Regions from separate parts of the Mus musculus genome. Here all the other regions are linked to region 2. Evidence: chromatin loops called from intact Hi-C (ENCODE). Cell type or tissue: left cerebral cortex. All regions are shown on one strand.

Region 1 (8,000 bases), 320 kb after region 2:
CACACACACACACCAATTAAAAAAAAATCTAAAAGAACCCCAAAAGAATGGTTTGGTTATGAAGGGCTTGGAGCTGTGTGTTCTATCACTTAAGAGTCATCCCGTAGGTGTAACTTGATGTCACCTGAGCCTGTCAGCATCCGTGGGGATGGAAGATCAATGCTTCTGATGTTCCCAGCCCCCGCTGTCATTTATCCTGATTTCTAGGTGATAAGAGTTTGTTCATGTCTTCCAGGTTGTTGTATGATATCCAAAACAGCACAACTAATCCTAAGTAGACATTTCTTTCAAGGAAGCCCATCAGCTCAGCCAGTCAGGCTAGTTGTTTCTGATATGTCTTTTGACCCCTTTCCATTTCCATAGCTAGGACAAGTGTTCTTATCTGGAGAACTGTGGTAGTCTCCTAACTCATCACCTGCCTCTGCTCTCTGCTCTCTGCTCCCAAATCCTGTAAGGTACACTCTGATGTGGGGGAGATTGGTTCTAAACAAGAGCTCTGCCACTGGGTAACTCTGACCCTCCCTCACGTTTGTCTGTTTATTTATTTTTGGTAACTTTATTTTTAAACAGTCTTACCAAATTGCCCAGCTGGGCCTTGAACTTGAAATTCTGCGTCAGCCACTCAGGGAGTGGTATAGGCCTGAAACCACTAAACCTAGCTATTAGATATAAAAATGAAGAAGTCTCATATGTCTCAGCCTGGGGATATGGCCCAGAAGTTAAGAACACTATCCGAGGACCGAGATACAATTCTCAGCACCCACATGGCAGCTTACAACTCTCTGTAACTCCAGTCTCAGGGGATCTGGCACCCTCACACAGACATATATGCAGGCAAAAGACCAATGCACACACAATAAAAATAAACATTGAAAACAATTTTAAAAGTAAGTTTCACAAAGTGTTTAAGAACTAGAGGCTATTGAAATCTCTAGTTTGGGGAATGTAGTAGAGTCTGCCAACCAGATTAATAAATATTCTCATTCTGCTTATGGTTTTTATCTTAAAGAAATGAAGCATCACAAATTGTTAAATTCCTTATATTCTCTTTGCTGGTCCCATTCTGGTTTCTTCCTCCTCCCCGAGACACTTACCAGAGTTGCTGTGTACAATTTATACTCGTTGTTCTGTTGTTGTTGTATATTATGTGTGTTCGGGGTTGGCACACTTACATGTGTGTGCCTGCAGAAGCTGGAGGACAACCTCAGGTGTCATCCTCAAGAACTCTTGTCTACTTCATTTGACACAGGGTCTCATTGCTCTAGAGTTTAACTAGGCTAGACTGGCTGGCCAGCCAGCTCCAAGGATCCTCCTGTCTTCTGTGTCTCCAGCACTGGAGTTAAAAGCATTTCTTACATGGGTTTAGTCATCTAACTCCTCCCACTTCCAGGGCAAGCACCTTATTGACTAAACCATTTCCCCAGCCATTATATTTATGTGTATATGTGTACATATATATATAATTGAAGATAACTTCAATTTTTTTTAAAGGTTTATTTATTATTATTCATTAGTACACTGTAGCTGTCTTCAGATGCACCAGAAGAGGGTGTCAGACCTCATTACGGATGGTTGTGAGCCACCATGTGGTTGCTGGGATTTGAACTCAGGACCTTCAGAAGAGCAGTCAGTGCTCTTAACCGCTGAGCCATCTCGTCAGCCCCCGATAACTTCAATTTTTAAGATCAAAATGTAAATCATATATTTCAGATTTCAGTTTACAGATTACTTTTATTTACTTTTTTTTTTAACCCTCAAGCTATGTTTTTCTTTTAGTTTATTACTTTAAAAAGTTCCGTGTTTATTTTGCCTTCTGACTCCATGCCTTCAACGGGTCCACAATGATTTTCTGCTCCTCAATAAGGAAAGCCACTTGACCCCGTCACGGACACACTTAGCACCTGTGGAACCACCCCAGGTCCTGCTGCCCTGCTGCCCTGCTGCCCTGCTGCCCTGCTGCCCTGCTGCCCTGCTGCCCTGCTGCCCTGCTGCCCTGCTGCTTTGTCTTAGGCAATCTCATGAGGCCTTTATGTCTTACAGCAGGAGCCCCTTGAAGTCTGCCTGGATGCACCCTGCCTGTGGATTTAGGTTTTCCCAACCTTCTTGGTAAAAGGGTGAACCATCCTGCTGCCAGGGGCTTGAGACAACCTAGTTTTCTAGAGGCTGTACTGTAGGAAAACCTATGACAGCATATCAAACACTTGGCCATGACGAGTGTCTCTAAACCCTGACCCTGGAAGAGGAAAAAGAAAGAGCAGCTGTTGATTTGCTTCTATATTTGTGTGTGTGTGTGTGTATTTGTGTCTGTGTTTAAGATAGGGCCTCACTAGCCTGGATCTAGAGACGCTTCTGCCTCAGTCCTCTATCACAGACACAGCCCCCCTGGTAGTACAGATGCAGGCCACTGCTCCTGGCTTGCAACCTTCTTTTGTCACTCAGCACTGCTTTTGAGTTATAGTCATGTGTCCGTGTATATAGGTCACGTCTGTTCATTCGAAGTGTTCGTGACGAGAATATAATAAATATATTTAATAGGTGTGTAGCTTTTACGTCATCTTTGCTATTGAGATTACAATGTCCTCGTGTGTCTCCTTGTATGAGAATTTCTAGAACTGTTTTTTTGAACTTTCAATGGAGGTGTGTGCCGCCAAGGGACATTTGAGGATCTGTGAGGCCATATTTAGTTATTATTGTGGTTGGAATATGCCAGAGAGCTGAGAATGTTGAATGTTGTGAAATGTTGGGACAGTCCTCAAATGAAGACTCACCCTGCATCTTGTATAACTTTTTTTTCTAGTGCCCTCTAGGATATTCATTTAATAATTATCTGGGCCTAGAACCTAACTCCATTTTTTGTGTTAACATAATGTAATTTTTGGCACAGTTCAGTGAAGTGTGATTTCCAGGAATGTAATTCAAGGGAAAATTATACTGATCTGTGGCTTGGAACTTGTTCCTCAGTCTAGAAAACTCATCTAACTGAAGGCAGCACAGCTCGTGGTATTTGAGTTGCCAGCACAACACACCTGCATGGTCTGCATGCGGAGCTTTCGTTCGCACTCATGGTGATGCTAAGTTTAGGCGAGCATCTGACTACTGTACTTCATTATGTATTCTTGTGTCGTCAGCCCGAACGTTCATACACTTAAACATATGCCGTTTCATTATGAATTACTTCCACTAAAAATCGACTTTTGTCCATGCTACAGAGTAGAGGTCCAGTTTTATTGTCTCCTGGTTAGATAACCATCTGTGCTACCACCACTGTGAAACTCTTTATGAACTGGGCCATGAAGCCAGCCACTTCCTAGGGAGGATGAGGTTCTCACAAAGGCCCAGATCTGTGTCTGGGCTTCCAGTTTTGTGCAATTGGTCCACGTGTCTTTGTCCCACTGTCACACTGTTTTAATTACCTTGGTTTCGTAACATGTCTGTGGCAGTTGGTGACAAGAAAAGCACATTGCCATTCCGTGTTCTCAGAGTGGTGTTGGCTATTCTTGGCTCTTTACTCTCCTGTGTGAATTTAGGATTCATTTTCCCACTCCTTAAAAAAGAAGTATATTTGGATTTTGGTTAGAATTGCACTGAGTTTTCACGTTAAGAAAAATTGAGATCTTTTAATTAAACCATCCCATCTAAAAGTGTGAGTTACTTCTCTGTGAAGCCTGCTTTATTCCACTATCCAGGTACTTTTCAAAGGTCCTTGCATAAAGTTGCATAATTTTAGCTGCAAAAATCTGACAAATATGTGTTGTACTTAATCCTATTTACACATGTGTACATATGCACGCCTATTTTTACTGTGCCAGTTTGAACTCTATTCAGATGTTTAGAAGATAGTGAAGGCAATATCGCCTCATCTATCACCTAGCTTTAAGAGATAGATCATGGTGCTGGAGAGATGGCTCAGCACTTAAGACACTGACTGCTCTTGTAGAGGTCCTGAGTTCAAGTCCCAGCAACCACGTGGTGGCCCCCAACCACCTGTAATGGGATCCAATGCCCTCTTCTGGTGTGTCTGAAGACAGAGACAGTGTACTCTCATAAAATAAATAAGCAAATTGAGAGAGAGAGAGAGAGAGAGAGAGAGGGAGAGGGAGAGAGAGAGAGAGAGAGAGAGAGAAAGAGAGGGCTCATGACCACCTGTTTCACATCAGCACTTTCATTTTATCCCCCACAACCCCTAAATGATGTGAAATGCCGGGGTACCACATTCTGTTGGCTGTCATATGTTGTATGTGACTATGTAGATTCATGTATCGTAAAGAATCACTACCTTTTTTTTCAAAGATTCATTTATTATATGTATGTGAGTACAATGTAGCTTTCTTCAGACACACTAAAAGAGAACATTGGATCCCATTACAGGTGGTTGTAAGCAACCGTGTGGTTGCTGGGAATTGAACTTAGGACCTCTGGAAGAGTAGTTAAGAGTGCTCTTAACTGCTTAAGCCATCTCACCAGCCCCAAATCGCTATATTTTAAAAGATGTATTTCACTTTTAAAAATAGCTCTCTTTATTTTATTAACTCTCTAATGACCATTGAGTCATCTCAGAAAAGGTTTTGTACTGAAATATAACACATACAGAAATGGCATAACCCCCTATGTATATCTAGATACAGATTACTAAAGTTACACAGTCAGGTGACCAACACCCAGATCAAAGAACAGTTTTATCATCCGTGCCCCATCCCATCACTCAAGGTAAACAGAGCAGTTGGACCTGTTCTCGAGCATTATGTAACTGGAGTGAGTCTACAATGAACTTTTCACTCTGCCCTTGGCTTGATGCCTGTAAAATTCACCCATACTGTCGGATGCTGCCATGCGTATGATGAACGTGTGCATAATGTTCTACATCCCTATAGACTGTCTGCCATCATCCTTTTGGCCATTCTGGTAGACATATAGAGATTCTTCACTTGGTTTTTAATTAGCATTTTTTTTGGTGGCTAGTGAGGTAAGGACTTTTTACATGTATTGACCAGTCATCCTCTGTGTGAAGTTGGTTCTCATTTTTTTTCTTCTCTTATCTATTTCTGAAATAATTGTAAAATCCATTAACTTGGGTGTGCCATTTATTGTAGTGTTCTTGTCTGTTTGACTGTGTGTTTGGAGGTTTTGTGGTTAGGTTCATATGTCCTCCAGGTTACATCTCAGACTAAATTATTTCTCTCAAACTTGTTCTTACTGATACTTTCAAAGCTTTACATATGCTTTCTTGTTGGTCCATTATTTTATTTTGTTTCACCCTTTTGTGGCAAACCACACAAGATGAAGTTCTCCATCCTGGCCATTTGCAGTGTGCAGTTCATCAGTGCTAGCCTGTTTACATGACTGTGAAGCTAGGACCTCTGTGTGTATTCGGTGTCTTTGCCTCTGTTCCCTCCTTGCCCTGTCGTTGCTTTCCTAGTGTCTGCCTTGTGTGTCTTTTTCAAATTCAGTGTTTTCTCACTTGCCTTTCCTGTCACTTATGTAAAGAGCTACTTAAAAAAAAAAATCCAGAATGAGAATGTTTCAGCGGTCAACTCTGGGGTGATTGCATTTACTATGATTATTGATGCATAATAAAATGAAAACTTTCACACTCTGTGTGGCCCAGAGGACTGCAGCCACTGCCTCATTTGTGGTAGGCAACTGCTCTGCCACTGATTCCACCCTCCCAGCCTGTTTTGTGTTTATTTTTTCTTTAAAAATTTTGTGTGTAGGCTGGGTGTATGCTTATGTAAGTGTGTGCGTGTATGTATTCAAGTGTTCCTGTGTGCATAATAGTTCTTGTTACTAATATGCAAGTGTTTGGTAGAGGCCAGAGGTCAATGCCAGATGTCTTCTTTGGTTGCTTCTCCATCTTATTTTTTCAGACGGGATCTTCCTCAGAGCCTGGAGCTCACCAGTTGGCTGGACTGACCACCAGTGAGCTCCAGGACCTTCCTTTCTCACTTCCCAGTGCTGGCGTTACAGATGGCCACCACTGCTTTACATGAATGCCAGAGATTGGAACTTGCTTGAGCGGTAGGCACGTTACCAATGTAAGCACCTCCCTAGTCTGCTCAGATTCATTCTTGAGGACCCTTGCATGCCTGCTGAGTGGTACCCCAACAGCGACTTTACTTTAGCCTCTTGGGGATCCTGTAGGTTTCTTACTTTTATTGTAGTTCCTATTAGGAACCGCATGATGCCTGAACTCTGCTTGCAGAGAGTGTAGGGTTAGGATTTAGATTTCTTTCCAGTTGGTCTTTTTTTGCCATGGCCTGAGTGAGTCACTTGGCCAGCTTTATCTAAGTCCTTAGCCGGTTTTTCAGTGTCTATTCAAACACGGCTTGGCCCCTCGAGGTTCCAGCGTTAGGAGCTGTCCTTGTGCATTATGAGCTGTCCCTGCGCCATGGGCTGAGGCACCACTGGAGAATCCTATTAGGCCTCCATCTCCAGTCAGAACCACTTCGGACTTCGATCCCAGTTCCAGCTTACCCGTCGGGCTATGAGGGTACATTAAATTTAACACACTGTAGAATGTTACCTTTTTCCATGTATGGTTTTAAAAATTCCATTTTGTTAGGCACTTCCGCTGTTCTGCGAGGCACTTCCGCTGTTCTGTGAGGCACTTCCGCTGTTCTCTTTCCAACAAGCTTACAATGGAACACCTCAGTCTATTTCCATTGTGTTTAAATCATCAAACAAAGAAACCCAGAAACCTGAGGAAGAAGCTGTTTTCCTAAGCTCTGTCTCTGCCGATATAAAAAGGAAACGCAGGAACCTGTTCTAGAATGGTGTTGCCTCATTAGTGAAGTGAATGGTGCCCCCCCCCCCCGAGATATTCTGACTTTCAACATCTGTACATGTGATTTATTTGGCAAAAGAATCTTTGCACGTGGGATTAGACCTTAAATCTGGCGGTAATGGGCAGACAGAAGACAGAGAAGGGAAATGTCATGTGAAGATGACAGTTACTGGAGACACAAGCCAGGGAATGCCTGGTGTCACCAGAAACTGGAAGACCCAAGGAAGCATCCTCCCTTAGATCCTGGGGGGGGGGGGGGGGCGTGGCTGCCTGGACACTTCTATTTCAGATCTGTGGCCTCAGGAACTGAAAGAAAGAGTTCCTATTGTGAGCCAAAACTAGGAAACCAACACTAACTTGCCTCTTGTATCGCTCAGATGTAATACCTTTCTGATTGTTGTCTTAGTTAGGGTTTTACTGCTGTGAACAGACACCATGACCAAGGCAAGTCTTATAAAAAACAACATTTAATTAGGGCTGGCTTTCAAGTTCAGAGGTTCAGTCCATTTTCATCAAGGTGGGAGCATGGCAGTATCCAGGCAGGCATGGCGCAGGAGGAGCTGAGAGTTCTATGTCTTCATCCAAAGGCTGCTAGTGGAAGACTGACTTCCAGGCAACTAGGGTGAGGATCTTATACCCACACCCACAGTGACACACCCATTCCAACCAGGTCACACCTATTCCAACAAGGCCACACCTTGAGATGGTGCCACTCCCTGGTCCAAGGATATACAAACCATCACAATTGTCATGACTAAACAGGCCAGGTCTTATAAAGCACTTAGCATATCCTATGTACCCAAAGGGGAGATGTCTGTTCTTTTAGGGACTGGGAGTTTTCTTCCTTCTGAGAATGAAAACTTGACAACAGAGTGGAAGTTTCTGTGCTGTGATTGCCTGCTGAGTCCAAGTTCATACTTCGTTTTTAACTGAAGCCTTGGCTTTCTGCAGCCTTCGGAGAAGACTTGGTTAGGGTTTGTGGAGGAAAAGAGCTCAGATTTCTAATGTGGGCTCCAAAAGTCAAAGTGGAGCTGAAGAGGCCGAATTTGAAATGACAATAGGCTGAGCAGAAGGCAGCCTTGCTCTCCCCCTACCTCTATTCACACATAAAGAAAGCTCTGGGTTCTGCATTGCCGGGTTTTCATTAAGGGACTCTGGGGCTGGACATTCCTGAAAATTAAAGACCCACCATGAGTGAGCCTTCTGACATACTGGCCAT
Region 2 (8,000 bases):
GGCAACATACAAAGGTCTAAATGGGAGGAAGGCTGAGTGAGCTCTCACCTGCAGTACAGGGAGCTGTCAGGAGAGGGCAGTACAGAGCTTTCTGTCCTCTCTATGCTCTTAGAGATAGACAACACACAGGCAGACGTGTCAAAGTGCACCATTCGTCCCTCCAGACAGGCTAACAAGTCACTCCAAAAGCCCTCTACTTCGTCGCTTTCTGAGGGTGGTCCTTTCATTGGGATGTATGCTGGGCCTCCAGTTTCTGTCTGGCCCAGGGTCCCACTGAAGCCCTAAGGGACCTCTAAGGCAGTCACAAGAAGAGAGAACTGTGCATCAGTATTTCGGTAGGTGATAAGGTTTACTGAAAACTCGTGGCCACATTCAGTACTGGTTTGGTGGATACATCAGAAGGAGGTTGCGTAACATTAGGCAGGTGGAAGGGGCTAGGAGGGAGATGTAGACATGTGTATCCATGTGCACGTATGCACACATGTCCGTGCTGAAGAAGGGAGCTTGTCACGGTGCTGAGTGGAGGAATTTATGTGTGGATGTATGTACTTTAACAAGAAAAATGAACCAGAAGAGGAAATGTTTTATCCCATTGTGGGTTGCAAAAGTCTCACGCCAAAAAGCTTGCCTTTCCTCTAGGTATGGCATCAAAAGGGAGTAAAAAAATGATTGGATCGCCCAGATTATAAATAAGGTTATTTGTTTCTCAAAAATCCCTAGTAAAACATTAAATATCAGCTCTTTTGGGGGAGAAATACATTCATTTCCGGGAGACCTCAGAAAAGTGACTATCCTTTTGCTCCACCCAACCAGGTAGAGGAGGAGAAGGCTCAGAAGGTCGCAAGAGTGCCCTCTGGTTGAGCCAGATAGCCATTCACATCCTAGCACTGAAGGAGATGGCCAATGCACACTTACAAATGAAGGAACTGCACACCCATCACATTAAACCCAACGGAAAACACACGTGTGGTCAGTCCTGTCTTTCACAGCCACAGGGTGGGAGGGGACAGGAGGAGCAGATGCCAAGCATGGTGTGTGTGGATCAGCTGGGCGCTATATCCCCTGCCATGTTGAGTCCTGAAGGTAAGAGCAGTAGCACCTTCTTCAGACCCTGGCTTCCCATTGGGACAATGCTTCTTTCCAATGTTTCTTCTGCCTTCTCTGGAGAATAGAATGAAGGAGGAGGCCAGAAGCTGGTAGTGCCAGCTTGGGAGCAGAGGGATACCACGAAGACCTGTGGAGTGGAAAGAACCCCTAAAGGTTTATGGAGGGGGCTGGGGTCTCTGAAGAACTCCATCTGAGGGTAGGAACATCTAATAAGACACTATGGTCCTATTGTGACAGGAGCTATGTGATCACGTAGGGACTGCTGGGATCCCCAAAGTCATCTTAATATGGCTCCTGATCCAGGTTCTGCTACCTGCTTGGTCCTCGAGCTGACCCAGATGTAGAGTTGCTCTTAACCTCTTCAGGTTGGACCCACCTACAATGTATTTCCAAGAGAGGAAGAAGGAGTCTCTTTGGTTTCCTTCCCCCTCTCCTTATAGTCCATGGCTGCTGTGCCAAGAGACAGGGTCCTGGTAGGGTAAGTTGGAGCCCTGTGCAGTCCACGTTCCACTCTGATATGAAGGGTGTGGTGTTGTCTCAGGCCCTCCCACTCCTCTGGCCACTGGTTATGCATTTGGGCTCCTTTCTGTCCGTGAGTGTCTTTCAAGGGAGCTCAGATTCTCCTGGGGGAAAATGTTAGACCCCTTCTTTCTCATCCTTCCCTCCCAAGTCTGCCCCTTAGCAAAGGTTCGCTCTGCAAGCAGCGCCTGTCCACCTCACAGGGCAGTGGCTTGTAAACAAATCAAGTCTTTTTCCATGCGGAGCCATGGGTGTCATCTCTGGTATTCGGTGAGTCCAGATCTCACGCTGTCTTTCTTCTCAGGCTGTTTGGCTGGCCCCAGCAATGGAGTGCTCTGTAGTCTGAGGGTCTGGGACTAGGTTTTCACTGAAGCTTGGTGGTTGGAAAGGAGCAGGGTGTCTCCTCTGCATTTCTTCAAGCTATGATTCGGGGAAGCTAGGGCCCAACTTTCTTAGTGCTGCCTGCCCATATCTCCTCCCCCCACCCTGAACCCTCCTGATGACACTCCTTTCCTGCTCGGTGACCAGCGCAATCTGGGCTGCCTGACTACTCCAGGGAGTCACTGTGTTCCAAGCCCAGGTCGCTGACATTCGTTGTCTGTAGCTCATCAGCCTCCTCCTCTAGCTCCTCCTCCTCCTCTTCCTCCTCCTCCATATCATCTTCATCCTCTTCTTCCGTGCCATCCAATGAATCATCATGTGCAGCCATCATTGCCTGCTGCATGGCCATGGTGGCATTGTCTGAGGACAGGGACTGCAGGTTGTCCAAGTTGATGGAACCTGCATGGGAGAGGACAAAGGTTAGGATGAGGCAAGGACTGTGGCTTGGGCCCAGCAACCTTAGTGATGGACAGGGTGGATGGGCTGGCTTGTGGGATGGTGGGGCCCTTGTCACCAAAAAAGGTGTAAGAGCACCAAACCCTGAGTGAGACAATCCACCGGCATGAAGCTTTCTATCCCTCCATTGCTTAACTTCTGCACCATTCCAGGCAGCAACACTCCAGGCTACTACATATTCAGCATTCTCTATATAAGTATAGAAAGCACTTTTTAATTAATTAATTAGTTAAAATTTCCAACTACTTTGTAAAGCAGGAACTCTGAAAGGAATTCTGAAGTGGAGGAAACTGAGTCTTGTCTTCATCTTCATCTTCTGCTAAGTCTTGGGTTCCAGATACTGTGTCACCACTGCTAGCACTGGGATTTTCTGCAGACTTGTCCAGCACCACCTCTATTTATTCCTAATCTACCTCAACAGATGGCAACACGTCACAGAGGAACCTGTGTACAGCCATAGGCATGCAGATATGCATGTGCACGGGTGTCTCCACCCTAGTGCCCACACAGCGATCTTCAGGGGCCAACCTCAGAAATGTCTCGCTGATTAAATTATCCATTGTTTACCATGAAACCAGCACGTTGGAGAGCAAGTATGGAGGGTGTGATAGAGAATCTGGAAGAACAAAGCTTCCCTTGGCCTCTGTTCACAAGCCAGCTGCCTGCCTTGGTATTTATAGATGGCCTTGCCCTTGGAGAGCTAAGTAGATAGTGTCTGTGCTCAGAAACTTGGGAGTATGAGGAGCAAGGAGAAAAGGGCTCTTGCTGAGCAACCACTGACTCCAAGGACCACCCTCTCCCATTCCATTGTGAGCTTGCTTTAAGTTTGTTAAAACTTACATGAGAGATGAGCGTTGTGGCTCATACTTGGAAACCTAGCACTAAGAGAGCAGAAGCATAAGGATCAGAATACAAGAATAGCCTTGGCCATATGAGGCCAGACCACATGAGATCCTGCCTCAAACAAAACAAATCACAGATAATAGCAATAACAAAAACAAACCAAAAATGTGCACAGAACATCCCTTCTTAGTAAGCTCTCTCTCTCTAAAAACAAAACAGAACAAAACACAACAAAACAACCTGGTACAAGCACTGTGGAAAGTAATGACAGGACCCTGGGGAAGGAGACATTCACCCTTGAATCTTTGCTTTTCGGGAGCCCCACCAACCCCAACCGAGGGCATCCTTAGGCCTGGTCTTACCATCAGGGTTCGTCCCTGGGGTGCCACCCTGCTGTTGCAGAACCCCAGCAGCAATGGAATTGGGCCAGAATCTTTGGGTGGGCCGGTGCTGAGACTTGATTTTCTTGGCTTTGGGAGCAGGATCTGGGTTGCTGGCATCAAGCATGGGCTGCAGGATGCGCCTCCTGGCATTGATGAACCTGCCCAGGGGTGATGGGGAAGACCTGGTTAGACACCATCTGGGCCGCATGGATAGTGTTGGGGTGAGCAAATGTGACATTTAAGCTGCTCCCCGCAAATGTCTGTAGGCAGGGGTACTAGTCTACAGGTAAGAAATCCTATGCCCGAGGAGTTTGTGAATTACCCAAGGTTTGGTGATCAAAGACTCTGGGAAGAATGCATGAGGAGCTGTCAGAAATCCTTACTCAAGATCCACCAGAACTGAACAGAGAAGGGAAGGGCTGTGGACACAGTCACCAACTTTTGGACTTATAACAGGGGCCTAGCTTTAGGGTCTAGTACCTTCCGTCCATCCTGACCAGAAGCAGACAAGGACACCCTACATCCCTGCCAGTTCAGGAAGGCATCTCTCCCTCCTCATTCCTAGCTTACTTTGTAAAATGTTTTGGTTTCAGCATACATGGAGTTGGGTAGACCAGATAACCACTGCTGGATTGGATGTGCCTTTGGTATCTGATGTAAGACCCTCTGGTCTGTCTCTGCTAGGCTGGTGAACCCAGATTCTCTAGCAGTGGTATTGTTTTGTTTTGTTTTTCCCCCTAAACTCATTAGGTTTCCATGGATGTACTTGACCCAATTTCCCAGCAGAGGGTGCTGTGAAGCTGCAGTTGAAGGCCAGGCCAGGCTGACTCCAGCTCCTTGTATCTGGCCTGGCAGTGGAGCTGAGGCTGAGGCAGGTCTGGGCACTCTCTCTCCTCTCCCTGCTCAGAGTTCCCTAGCCAAGCATGTGCTCCTGGATCTGAGAGCCTGTGGGCAGGTGATGCCAACTCACCAGTTGTTTACTTGCAGAAGGGTGAGGTTTGTCTGCGCGGCAATCTGCCTCTTCTCATCTTCAGTGGGATAGGGGTGCTGAAAGGAGAGAATGGCTAATGAGGAATTGTGGGCATATGGAGGCTAGATTGTCCTGGTGTTCATACCCAGCACATGGACACAGCTCAGGAATGGGGAGCCGGAACCGGAAAAGGGCAATGTTTGCTCTTGAGGACAATGCATCTGGAGTGTACACAAGAAGCTCCCACGTGCCTTCGACTCCCCCAGCACAGTGCCACACAATGGGGACCAGGGCGGTTTTTACAGTCAGTTCAGTATTGATCGCAAGGCACTTTCCCCTGACTCTCACTTGATTCCCCAGAAAGGCAGGCATTCTCAGAGCTAGGATCAACAATGGTCTTGAAAGCCCCCAAAAGGCAGTACATGGGGAAGGGGCATGAATTAATACAATCTAAATTACTTGTTATTTATATCTACTATGTATCCAGATTTTTCCTAAGAATTTGGAGAGACCAGATATATACAGTGGTACACTACTGCCATAGGACCTTTTAATCCTTTGCAACGCTTCCATACATTTAACTTCATTTAATCAAACATATTAACATTGTGAGGTGGGCCAGGCAGTAGTGACACACACTTTTAACTCCAGCACTGGTCTATAGAGTGAGTTATAGGACAGTCACTCAGATGGTCCTACCACCTCGGTTCTTCAGACTATGGCTCTGCGTTCCCTTGCGGAGGGCTGAGTGGTACAGATATCTCCTACGGTCTTGCATACTCTGGTCTGGCCTTGATTACACATTTATTCCCTCTCTTGAACCGCACTTCATGAGGACACAGTGCACATTTAAGAATGTGTCTGCACCATCTTTACACATAAATGACCACTGATAGAGGAAAACAAAGGCAAAATTGGAGATGCTGAAGTTTCGGCGCTGAGCACCGTAGAAATGTATGGAAAGGGAATATGAAGTGGCCAGAGCCACAGGAAGATGGCTGAACTGAGTGACATTAAAGAAAGGAAAAGTCTGATTGGGTGTGGTGGCTCATGCTTATAATCACAACACTTCAGAGGTGAAAGCAGAGTGATCAGCCTGGCCTACAAGAGACTCTCAAAACAATATCCTCCCCCCGCCCCACCACAAAAAAAAAAAATCACAAAAATAAAACAAACAAAAAACCTACCTGGAATCAGAAACAAAAGAAAGGGAGAACCTAAGGAGGAGGGTCTGGAGGCCACTGAGTGTGGAGCCAGACAACACTGAGTTAATGTAATTCTGGGGCTTTCTGAGGCTCTGGCACAAGTGCCTCACAGGCAGTAGGCATTGGGAGAGTCTAAAGAGACTATGGATTAATCCTAGAAACAGAGAAGGAGACCTGGAGGTCTTGGGCATAGAGCGCCAAGCCATCCAGCATTCTCAGACCAGGATCTTTCTTTCTGCTCCTGTTGCTAGTAGACAAGAAATGCTTGGACTCTTTAAAGTCCCAGAGATTGGGGCTCCCAAACTAGCTCTATTGTGAGACCTCAGGCATGGCATTTAACAAGACGTTATTAAGTTATGTGATGATTAAATACTTGCAAAGAGTTTGTACGGTGAGGATGGGGTGACTTGGGCAAGATGTTTAAAGCTCACAGAGGGAGCAGTTGGAGTATTGCAGCCTTTGAAGTGCTGGCGTTAGCAGTGACAAAGGAAAGCAGCCTCTTCAGCTGGCCTCCATGTCCCTTGACTAAAGCAATCAGGATCATGTGTTGTTTTAATTCACACCTCTGACCCTGACCACCACACCAGGGCATCTGATGCTGTGATTCATGCAATATTAAGAGTCTAACAAGAAGGAATGAACACCAGAGTTACCAGAGCCAATTTCATGCTAATTGGAAGAAGGCCACAAGGGGAAATGTCAGGCCGTGTAAGGGTGAACAGGCAGGGATCCTGGTGATATTCCCATCCTACTTCACAAGGGTCACAGGAAGGAGCTAAGCCTTCCTATCTATGGCTGCCAGAATCTTTCCCTGTTATCTATGGAGGATTGGTTCACAACCCCTCATAGACAGCAATATCTATGGATGACCCATTCTCATTCCATAACATAGCACCCTATTTCCATACAGCCTACACATCCTACACAGACCTGGGAACTGAGCACTATGAAAACTCAGAGGAAAAGCGTATATGATGGCCATATTCTCCTTGGTGCCAAATATCATCTCTGGATTACTGACAATATTTCAGATAACCATGTGGAAATAATCATTATACCATATTACTTAGGGAAACAATGTTAAGAAAAAGAATCTGTATATGCTTAGTGCAATTTTTTTCAAGTGTTTTCAATCCATACTTAGTTCAGACTGCATGACATAGAACTTACAGGTATGCAAGTTGACCACACATGTCCTCCATTACTGATCTACTACTGATATCTCTTCCCTCATCTTCCCACTGAAGACATTTCTGAGTGCCACTGAAACTGTCACAGAGCAAATCCTCAGGGAGGCCTTTTCAGCTTCCTTAGGCCAAGGTGGTCATCAAGGCCTCTGAATAAGTGCATTGTGCTCATAATACAGGGACATCCATAGCCAGAAGGAAACTATGGACTACCCTTAGGCAGGAACTCTGGCTCATAAGAAGTTATCTCAATAGTGCCCAGACCAGTCACAGGAATGGTCCAATTATGGTGTATGAGTATACAAGTCAACAGACACAACAAGAAGGACATATGGATGAGGTTGGTTCTTGAGCAGAGTTGGGTCAACAGTTTACACAGGCTGGATGTCTGCTGCTTCCTGAGTGCTAGAAGTCAGAGACATCTGAAAGTTAGGAGTTCACAGCTGAAAGGTGGAGGTGCGAGCACCTCCACTGTAGGTAGTGTGTACTAAGGCTCTTTGGGTCATAGGAGAAGAGTGGGTTTGTTTTGTTGGGGAGGATGCCTAGGGAACTGGGGCCTCAACTGGGCTTTGAAGAATACCCAAACTACTCCAGTAGAGGAGATAGAAGCCTTTAAGGCAGGAGCCTTATACCATGACTTAGTCAGATGAGCATCTCTTCCCCTGTAAGGACCCCAGAGAGGGAAGTCTCCTAGCCTACTATGGAAGAATGATGCTTCTTGTCTCTAAGGAGTCTCTGCTTCTGGCACTGAAGGATTGAGTATCTTAAACACAGATTGACATATTTCCACCTTCTTGAATGAGTATGGCTCAATATTCATAGATTGTTATGCTATAGATGGGATTTTTAGATCTCTTATGAGCACCCCTACTAACAGGTCCCACCACCTCTCTGTCCCAGCGTACCACCTCAGGAGGCACAGGGTGGAGCCTGTGGATGAGTAGAAACA
Region 3 (8,000 bases), 440 kb after region 2:
GAACTATAAGCTCCAACAAATGACTTCTCTAAGTTGCCTTGATCATGGTATCTTAGCACAGATATAGAAAAATGAGACAGGACCTTACAGATAATTTAAAAATTATTTCACATCATTTAAGTATCTAAAGGGCTAGAGAGATGGCTAAATGACTAAGAGTGCTGTTTTCTCTTTCATAGGACCTGAGTTTAGTTCTGAGCACTCACATCAGGTGGCTGGCTCACAACTGCCTTTAACTCTGGCTCCAGAGGATCTGATGTCCTTTTCTAGCCTCCTTGAACCCACACATAGACATACATAACCAAGAAAATAAAAAAATCTTAACTACAAAAGCAATTAGTTCCAGGAAAGATAAAGAATAGAAATCTGGGGCTGGTGAGATGGCTCAACGGGTAAGGGCACTGATTGCTCTTCTGGAGGTCCTGAGTTCAAATCCCAGCAACCACATGGTGGCTCACAACCACCCATAATGATATCTGACACCCTCTTCTTGTGCGTCTGAAGTCAGCTACAGTGAACTTATGTATAATAATAAATAAATCTTAAAAAAAAAAAAAGAATAGAAATCTGGTGGCATACTGAGGGAATAGAGACAACATAGGATGTAAAAGAATGAAACTAAATCCATGACATTCCTGCATCTAAATAAATAAATAAATAAAATGGATCAAATATAAGATCTTTATATGAGACCTGAAATTCAACTGTTGGAAGAAACCACAGGAAACACTTCAAGGTTTTAAAGAACCTTTTAAAAGCAGTCCAATAGCACAGAAGATACTTCTAAGACTTAATTGACAAATGGGACTGCATGATACTAAAAAACCTTCTATATAGCACAAGAAGCCATCAGCTGGCTACTCACCTGGCAGAGGATTGTTACCTGGAATCTATAAAGAACTGAAAAAGTTACACCCTACAAGAGGGGATCTTGTGTAAATAAATAAAAGGACAAATGAACTTCAGACAGTTCTCAAAACAAAAAATACAAATGGCAGGAAGTATCTTTTCAAATGCTCAAAAGTCTTAGGTATCATGAAAATGCACATTAAAAAAAGAAAAACTGCTCTGAGATTCCATCTAAACCCACTCAGAATGCTGGCAAAGATGTAAGAGGGAAGGGCCATTATATTTTTGGTAGAACATAAACTGCAGCCACTATGGAAATATCAGCTGGAAGTATCTCAAAAACTAAAAATAGAACTAACAGTGATCTAGCGATAGCATTTCCATGAATACACCCAAAGGAAACCAAGTCAGTATGTCACAGAGAGTGACACAGCCGTTTTATTACTACTCACTATTTACAGTAGCCAGGATAGCAGGCCTGCCTAAGATTTATCAATGAATGAAGAAAATACATGATAGATATACACATTGGAATTGTATAAAAAGGAATCCATAAAAAGGAATGAAATGCCATTTGCACATGGGTGGAACTAGAGATCACCATGCCAAATGAAACAAGACTCAAACAAATGCATTATCACATTTTCTCTTATATACAAAATCTATTTACACACAAAATCTGTGCACACACATGTGCATGTGAGCACCACATACATACACACAATATGAAAGGAAAGGGGATTAAGAAAGAAGAGGAGGTCTAAGAAGGAGAGAAGAACAAGGGGATAATAAGAAAAGAAACAAAATACCACATTTTCACTTCTAAAGAATCTAGGTTTTAGAGAGAGCAAAAGTAGGGAGAGAGAAAAAGAGAGGCAGGCTAGCAAAAGGAAGAAGGATACAGTAGAAGAGAGCAATAAAGAGCAAAACATAACAATATACATAAAAATCTCATAATGAAATTAATGTAGTATATTAATTATATACTACCTAAAAAGTTATTTTTAAAAACCAAGATAGCAAAATCTTCAATGAGAAACAGGAAACTAAAACAAACCATGATAGTCTGAAAAGAAACAACGCTAAACTGCACGGTCTAAAGATGAATGTGTTATATGGTAAGAATGAAAATTCAGTTAAACAACCAAGAATGAAACCACAGCATCCAAATCTGTAAGGATAAATATCTGTACTAACAAAAGGAGCTGTGGTTACTAGTTTCCGTTCCTAATTACATGTGGCCATTCAATAGGTAGGGGATATCAAGCATTAGAAGGAGGTTGGATAGTAAGACAAAAAGAAAAACTAGTCAAAACACATTTTTTAAGAGTTTACTACAGTTAAGTTATTATTGTTGGTTTTTTTAGTGTGTGCATGTGAGCCAATGCTTGAAGGACTGAGGACAACTTGTGGGAGTTGGTTCTCTCCTTCCAACATATGGGTCCCAGAAAACAAACGCAGGTCACTGGGCCGGTGCCAAGCACCTTTACCTGTTGAAACAAGTGTCCCTACCAAATCACAGTCGAAATATGAAGGCCAGAAGCCCATCTGCAGAAATTGATTTTCTCCTTTCACTATGTGGGTCCTTGAGCTTGAACTCAGCTCACTCGGCTTGGCAGTGAGTGCCTTCCTACACTGAGCCACTGGCCCCTAAAAATGTTTTTTATTTCATCTTTTTAAAAAATATTACAATTATTTATTTCATACACTTGAGTGTGGTTTTGCTTTTGTTTTTTTGTTTTGATTTTTGTTTTTTGTTGTTATTTTTTTTAAAGATTTATTCATTTTAGTTTTATGTGCATGGGCATTGTACCTGCACGTATGGCTGTTAGCCATGTGTGTTCAGTGCCTGCAGAGGTCAGAAGAGGGCATCAGATTTTCTGGAACTGGAATTACAGACAGGTGTGAGCTGCCATGTGAATGCTGGGAATTGAACCTGAGTCCTCTGGATGAGCAGCCTTAACCTATGAACTAACTTCCTTCCTCCCTCCCTTCCTCCCTTCCTTCCATTTAAGGGAAGTGTAATTAAGTTAATAAAATGTAAGCATATTACCCAGATTTAGCATTAACTCCTAGACAACCCTGCTTTTCCAATAACCCTCGGCACCCTGTGGTTTGAATGCCAATGTCTCACACACGCTCATGTTTGGATGTTTGATCCCTAGCTTGAGGAAGAAGCTTATGAAGCCTTTAGAAGAAGGAGCTTTGTTGGAGGAAGGAGGTCACCGAGGTGACCTTGAGGTTTTAGCATAGCTGCATTTCCTAGAGACTTTGCTTTCTGAGTGCAGGCATAATGAAAACAGCCAGCCTCCCCCTCCTGCCACCATGCCTTCCTTGCCTGCTGCCTCATGGACTACTGCCCTGACCTCTAAGCCAAAATAAATAAGCCTTTTCTCTAAGTTGCTTTTGTCAAGGTATTTTATCAAGGCAACAGCAAGATAATTAAGACAACAGCTGATGCTTATATTATCACGTATAGTCCAGATGCCAAAACATTTTGTCCTTTAATATTTAAGCATCAGATAAGCTTTAAAACCCAATGCTGGCCAGGCCTGGTGGCATTCCCTAGGCAGAGGCAGGCAGATGTCTTTGACAGCCAGGGCTGTTACAAAGAGAAGCCCTGTCTTAAAAAAAGCAAACTGAACTGAACTAAACTAAACAAAACAAAACTAAACTAAATCTAATCAATGCCAGAGGCTGGAGAGACAACTCAGCAGTTAGGAGCACTGACTGCTCTTCCAGAGGGCACTAGTTCAAGTCTGAGCACCCACAATAGCTCACAACCCTCTGTAACCCCATTCCAGGGGTTCCAATGCCTTCTTCTGGCCTCTGCACGCACTGTACACACATAATGCATAGACATGTACATACAGGCAAAATACCCAATCATATTAAATAATAAAATAAAAAGTTAGGAAACAAAAACTTTAAAACCCCAACCCCAGTATTCTATTTTTCTACAGCTTAAAGAAACAAAAACGGAAACGTTCACTAACATTCAGAAACTAATTGTGTTTGCCATTATTTAATCAGTCCTAGATAAAGCAAAGGAGTTAATGCATTAACAGTTTCATTGGCTGGTTTCACAACGACATCTAGTGGATTAAAAGTGCAATAGCAATAGTAAGAATAAAAACAACTACTGGCTGTGTGGGCAAAAGTTCATAGGACCAAATTAATAATAAGTCACCCAACATCCTTTGTAAGTCAGCTCTTTCCAGGAAATAAAAGCAGGGGAGAAGGTATACAAATTTTTAAACTTTCATTTCATAAACTTTCACTTCATAAACTAAGATTCTTTATAACCTGATTTCCTACCTCACCTCATTTCTGTTCTTTTCCTTCATAAAATACTAACTGGAGGCTTCATCACTTATTGTAGACAAAACCAAGCATATTACAGATTCTACACTTTTTACTGTTCTTATCTCAAAACGTCAAATTTATCAATTCAGTTCAGCATACCAATTGAAAATAAACAGTTCAATTCTGTCTCTTGCAGGAATTCTCCCTGTACTCTTCCCTTATAATTTAAAATTTTAGAGTTCCCATGGCACAACCTTTGGAGTATAACAGACTATAGTATATCTCTCTGGAAAAATAAACCCATAGAGGGTCCTATTTCACATGTTATTAATATCCCCTACAATGCTTAACACATATAATGTCTTCCCTTATATGCTGCCTGATGTGTTAAAGCCAGAAGAAGTCCTATTACAATGAAATTTATAGTGAAAATCATGATGGCAAAGACGGAACCTATCCTTCACTCTTATATTGCTTATAATGTATCCAGTGCCTAGTTTAATAAATTCTTCATTTTTTTCTTTTCTTTCTTTTTTATTAGAGTCTACATGGCCCAGTATGGCCTCAAACTTTATATATTTCTAACCTGATTCCTGAAGGTTAAAATTATAAGTATATATCACCATGTCTGGCTCCTATTTATAAACTTTAAAAAGACAATTAAAATAATTATAAAAATGATTACTACAAATCACACAATGCCCCCAAAACAATGAAAAAAGTTTGGGGTAAAAGAAATTTAAAAAACAAGATTTGAAGATGATAGCATGTCTCTCTTAATACTCTCTCTACTTATACATAGATGACAATTCAATAATGACCAAGCATTGTGGGGAATGAGGAAATTCTGAATGAATATTGCTGAATGGACACAGCCATGTCAAGGACCCAGTCTTAGGGTTTTACTGCTGTGAAGAGACACCATGACCACATCAACTATTATAAAGGAAAACATTTCATTGGGGCTGGCGTTCAGTTCAAAAATTTAGTCCATTATTATTACGGTAGGAAGCAGGCAGGCAGACATGGTGTTGGAGAGGTAGCTGAGAGTTCTACATCTAGATTAGCAGACATTAAGAAATGACTGCCATACTAGGTATGGCTTGAGCATCTGAGACGTCAAAGCCTTCTCACAGTGACCACTTCCTCCAGCAAGGCCACACGTCCTAAGAGTGCCATTCCCTAAGGGGGCTATTTCCTTTTAAACCATCACATTCCACTCCCTGGCCACTATAGGCTTGTAGCCATATCAAAATTCAGGCATGCATTAAATCCAACTTCAAAAGTCCTATGGTCTTTAACCGGCTCACCACTGTTTAAAAGTCCAAAGTTCAAAATCTCTTCTGACATTCATGCAATCTCTTAACTATAACCCCCTATAAAATCAAAATGAAAAGCAGATTACATATTTCCAACATATAATGACACAGGATATACACTGCAATTCCAGAAGGGTAGAAAGGGAGCATAGTGAGAAAATACCAGATCAAAGCTGTTGGGAGCCGCGCCCACATTCGCCGTTACAAGATGGCGCTGACAGCTGTGTTCTAAGTGGTAAACAAATAATCTGCGCATGTGCCAAGGGTATCTTATGACTACTTGTGCTCTGCCTTCCCCGTGACGTCAACTCGGCCGATGGGCTGCAGCCAATCAGGGAGTGACACGACCGAGGCGAAAGAGAATGCTCCTTAAGAGGGACGGGGTTTCGTTTTCTCTCTCTCTTGCTTCTTGCTCTCTTGCTTCTTGCTCTCTTGCTTCCTGCACTCTGGCTCCTGAAGATGTAAGCAATAAAGCTTTGCCGCAGAAGATTCTGGTCTGTGGTGTTCTTCCTGGCCGGTCGTGAGAACGCGTCTAATAACAATTGGTGCCGAATTCCGGGACGAGAAAAAACTCGGGACTGGCGCAAGGAAGATCCCTCATTCCAGAACCAGAACTGCGGGTCGCGGTAATAAAGGTTCCCGTAAAGCAGACTGTTAAGAAGGATTCAACTGTATGAATTCAGAACTTTTCAGCTGGGGAACGAGAGTACCAGTGAGTACAGCTTTACGAGGTAAGTCTGACCTTGAACTTTCTAAGGAAATTCAAGACAGTCTATCAGAAGTAAAGTGGAATATGTTTGGCCTTGAATTTTTTCTAGTGTTAGAAGCCCTTTTGTTCCTTTTCACATGTTATCAAGTGGTTAAGATAGGGCGGATTCTAGATGAAATTCAGGACAAGCTATCAGAAGTAAAGCGGGGAGAGAGAGTAGGAGCAAAGAGGAAATATGGTACACAAAATAAGTATACAGGCCTTTCCAAGGGTCTTGAACCCGAGGAAAAGTTAAGGTTAGGTAGGAATACCTGGAGAGAGATTAGAAGAAAAAGAGGAAAAAGGGAAAAGAAGAAAGATCAATTAGCGGAGGTCTCTAGGAAAAGGAGCCTGTGCTCATCGCTGGATGGGCTCGGGGAGCCAGCTCTTAGTAGTTCTGAAGCAGATGAAGAATTCTCCTCTGAGGAAACAGACTGGGAGGAAGAAGCAGCCCATTACCAGCCAGCTAATTGGTCAAGAAAAAAGCCAAAAGCGGCTGGCGAAGGCCAGTTTGCTGATTGGCCTCAGGGCAGTCGGCTTCAAGGTCCGCCCTATGCGGAGTCCCCGCCCTGCGTAGTGCGTCAGCCCTGCGCAGAGAGGCAGTGCGCAGAGAGGCAGTGCGCAGACTCATTCATTCCCAGAGAGGAACAAAGGAAAATACAACAGGCATTTCCGGTCTTTGAAGGAGCCGAGGGTGGGCGTGTCCACGCTCCGGTAGAATACTTACAAATTAAAGAAATTGCCGAGTCGGTTCGTAAATACGGAACCAATGCTAATTTTACCTTGGTGCAGTTAGACAGGCTCGCTGGCATGGCACTAACTCCTGCTGACTGGCAAACGGTTGTAAAAGCCGCTCTCCCTAGTATGGGCAAATATATGGAATGGAGAGCGCTTTGGCACGAAGCTGCACAAGCGCAGGCCCGAGCAAACGCAGCTGCTTTGACTCCAGAGCAGAGAGATTGGACTTTTGACTTGTTAACGGGTCAGGGAGCTTATTCTGCTGATCAGACAAACTACCATTGGGGAGCTTATGCCCAAGTTTCTTCCACGGCTATTAGGGCCTGGAAGGCGCTCTCTCGAGCAGGTGAAACCACCGGGCAGTTAACAAAGATAATCCAGGGACCTCAGGAATCCTTCTCAGATTTTGTGGCCAGAATGACAGAGGCAGCAGAGCGTATTTTTGGAGAGTCAGAGCAAGCTGCGCCTCTGATAGAACAGCTAATCTATGAGCAAGCCACAAAGGAGTGCCGAGCGGCCATAGCCCCAAGAAAGAACAAAGGCTTACAAGACTGGCTCAGGGTCTGTCGAGAGCTTGGGGGACCTCTCACCAATGCAGGCTTAGCGGCCGCCATCCTCCAATCTCAGAACCGCTCCATGAGCAGAAATGATCAGAGGACATGTTTTAATTGCGGAAAGCCTGGGCATTTTAAGAAAGATTGCAGAGCTCCAGATAAACAGGGAGGGACTCTCACTCTTTGCTCTAAGTGTGGCAAGGGTTATCATAGAGCTGACCAGTGTCGCTCTGTGAGGGATATAAAGGGCAGAGTCCTTCCCCCACCTGATAGTCAATCAACTGATGTGCCAAAAAACGGGTCATCGGGCCCTCGGTCCCAGGGCCCTCAAAGATATGGGAACCGGTTTGTCAGGACCCAGGAAGCAGTCAGAGAGGCGACCCAGGAAGACCCACAAGGGTGGACCTGCGTGCCGCCTCCGACTTCCTACTAATGCCTCAAATGAGTATTCAGCCGGTGCCAGTGGAGCCTATACCATCCTTGCCC

What was found. A loop is a pair of places that touch in the nucleus more often than their neighbours do. Peaks named below come from ENCODE experiments on the same cell type or tissue, not always from the same donor. Only the 100,000 strongest peaks of a DNase experiment are listed, where the experiment ranks them.
Region 1: it touches region 2 in a loop (2.6-fold over the local background); 6 of 42 quality-filtered maps call a loop at or near these places.
Region 3: it touches region 2 in a loop (4-fold over the local background); 10 of 42 quality-filtered maps call a loop at or near these places.

What each region holds. Positions count from the first base shown.
Region 1 is chr9:37,210,146-37,218,145 of GRCm38, forward strand. All of the region lies in intron 1 of Tmem218 (transmembrane protein 218), which reads left to right. Among named protein-coding and RNA genes, the nearest start is that of Tmem218, 5.9 kb to the left of the region's middle. In left cerebral cortex, no CTCF peak of the experiment used is centred here; DNase peaks (open chromatin) are centred at 3,089 and 3,401; H3K27ac peaks cover 2,112 bases.
Region 2 is chr9:36,890,652-36,898,651 of GRCm38, forward strand. It overlaps Pknox2 (Pbx/knotted 1 homeobox 2), which reads right to left. Exons shown (of 13, transcript NM_001029838.2): 11 at 4,660-4,736; 12 at 3,669-3,847; 13 at 328-2,406. The coding sequence ends at 2,174. Among named protein-coding and RNA genes, the nearest start is that of Fez1, 62 kb to the left of the region's middle. In left cerebral cortex, CTCF peaks have their summits at 63 (motif pointing right) and 4,476 (motif pointing right); DNase peaks (open chromatin) are centred at 80 and 4,529; H3K27ac peaks cover 3,767 bases.
Region 3 is chr9:37,325,721-37,333,720 of GRCm38, forward strand. The region is part of intron 4 of Ccdc15 (coiled-coil domain containing 15); the gene reads right to left. Among named protein-coding and RNA genes, the nearest start is that of Gm34885, 18 kb to the left of the region's middle. In left cerebral cortex, CTCF peaks have their summits at 2,691 (motif pointing right) and 3,947 (motif pointing left); a DNase peak (open chromatin) is centred at 3,942.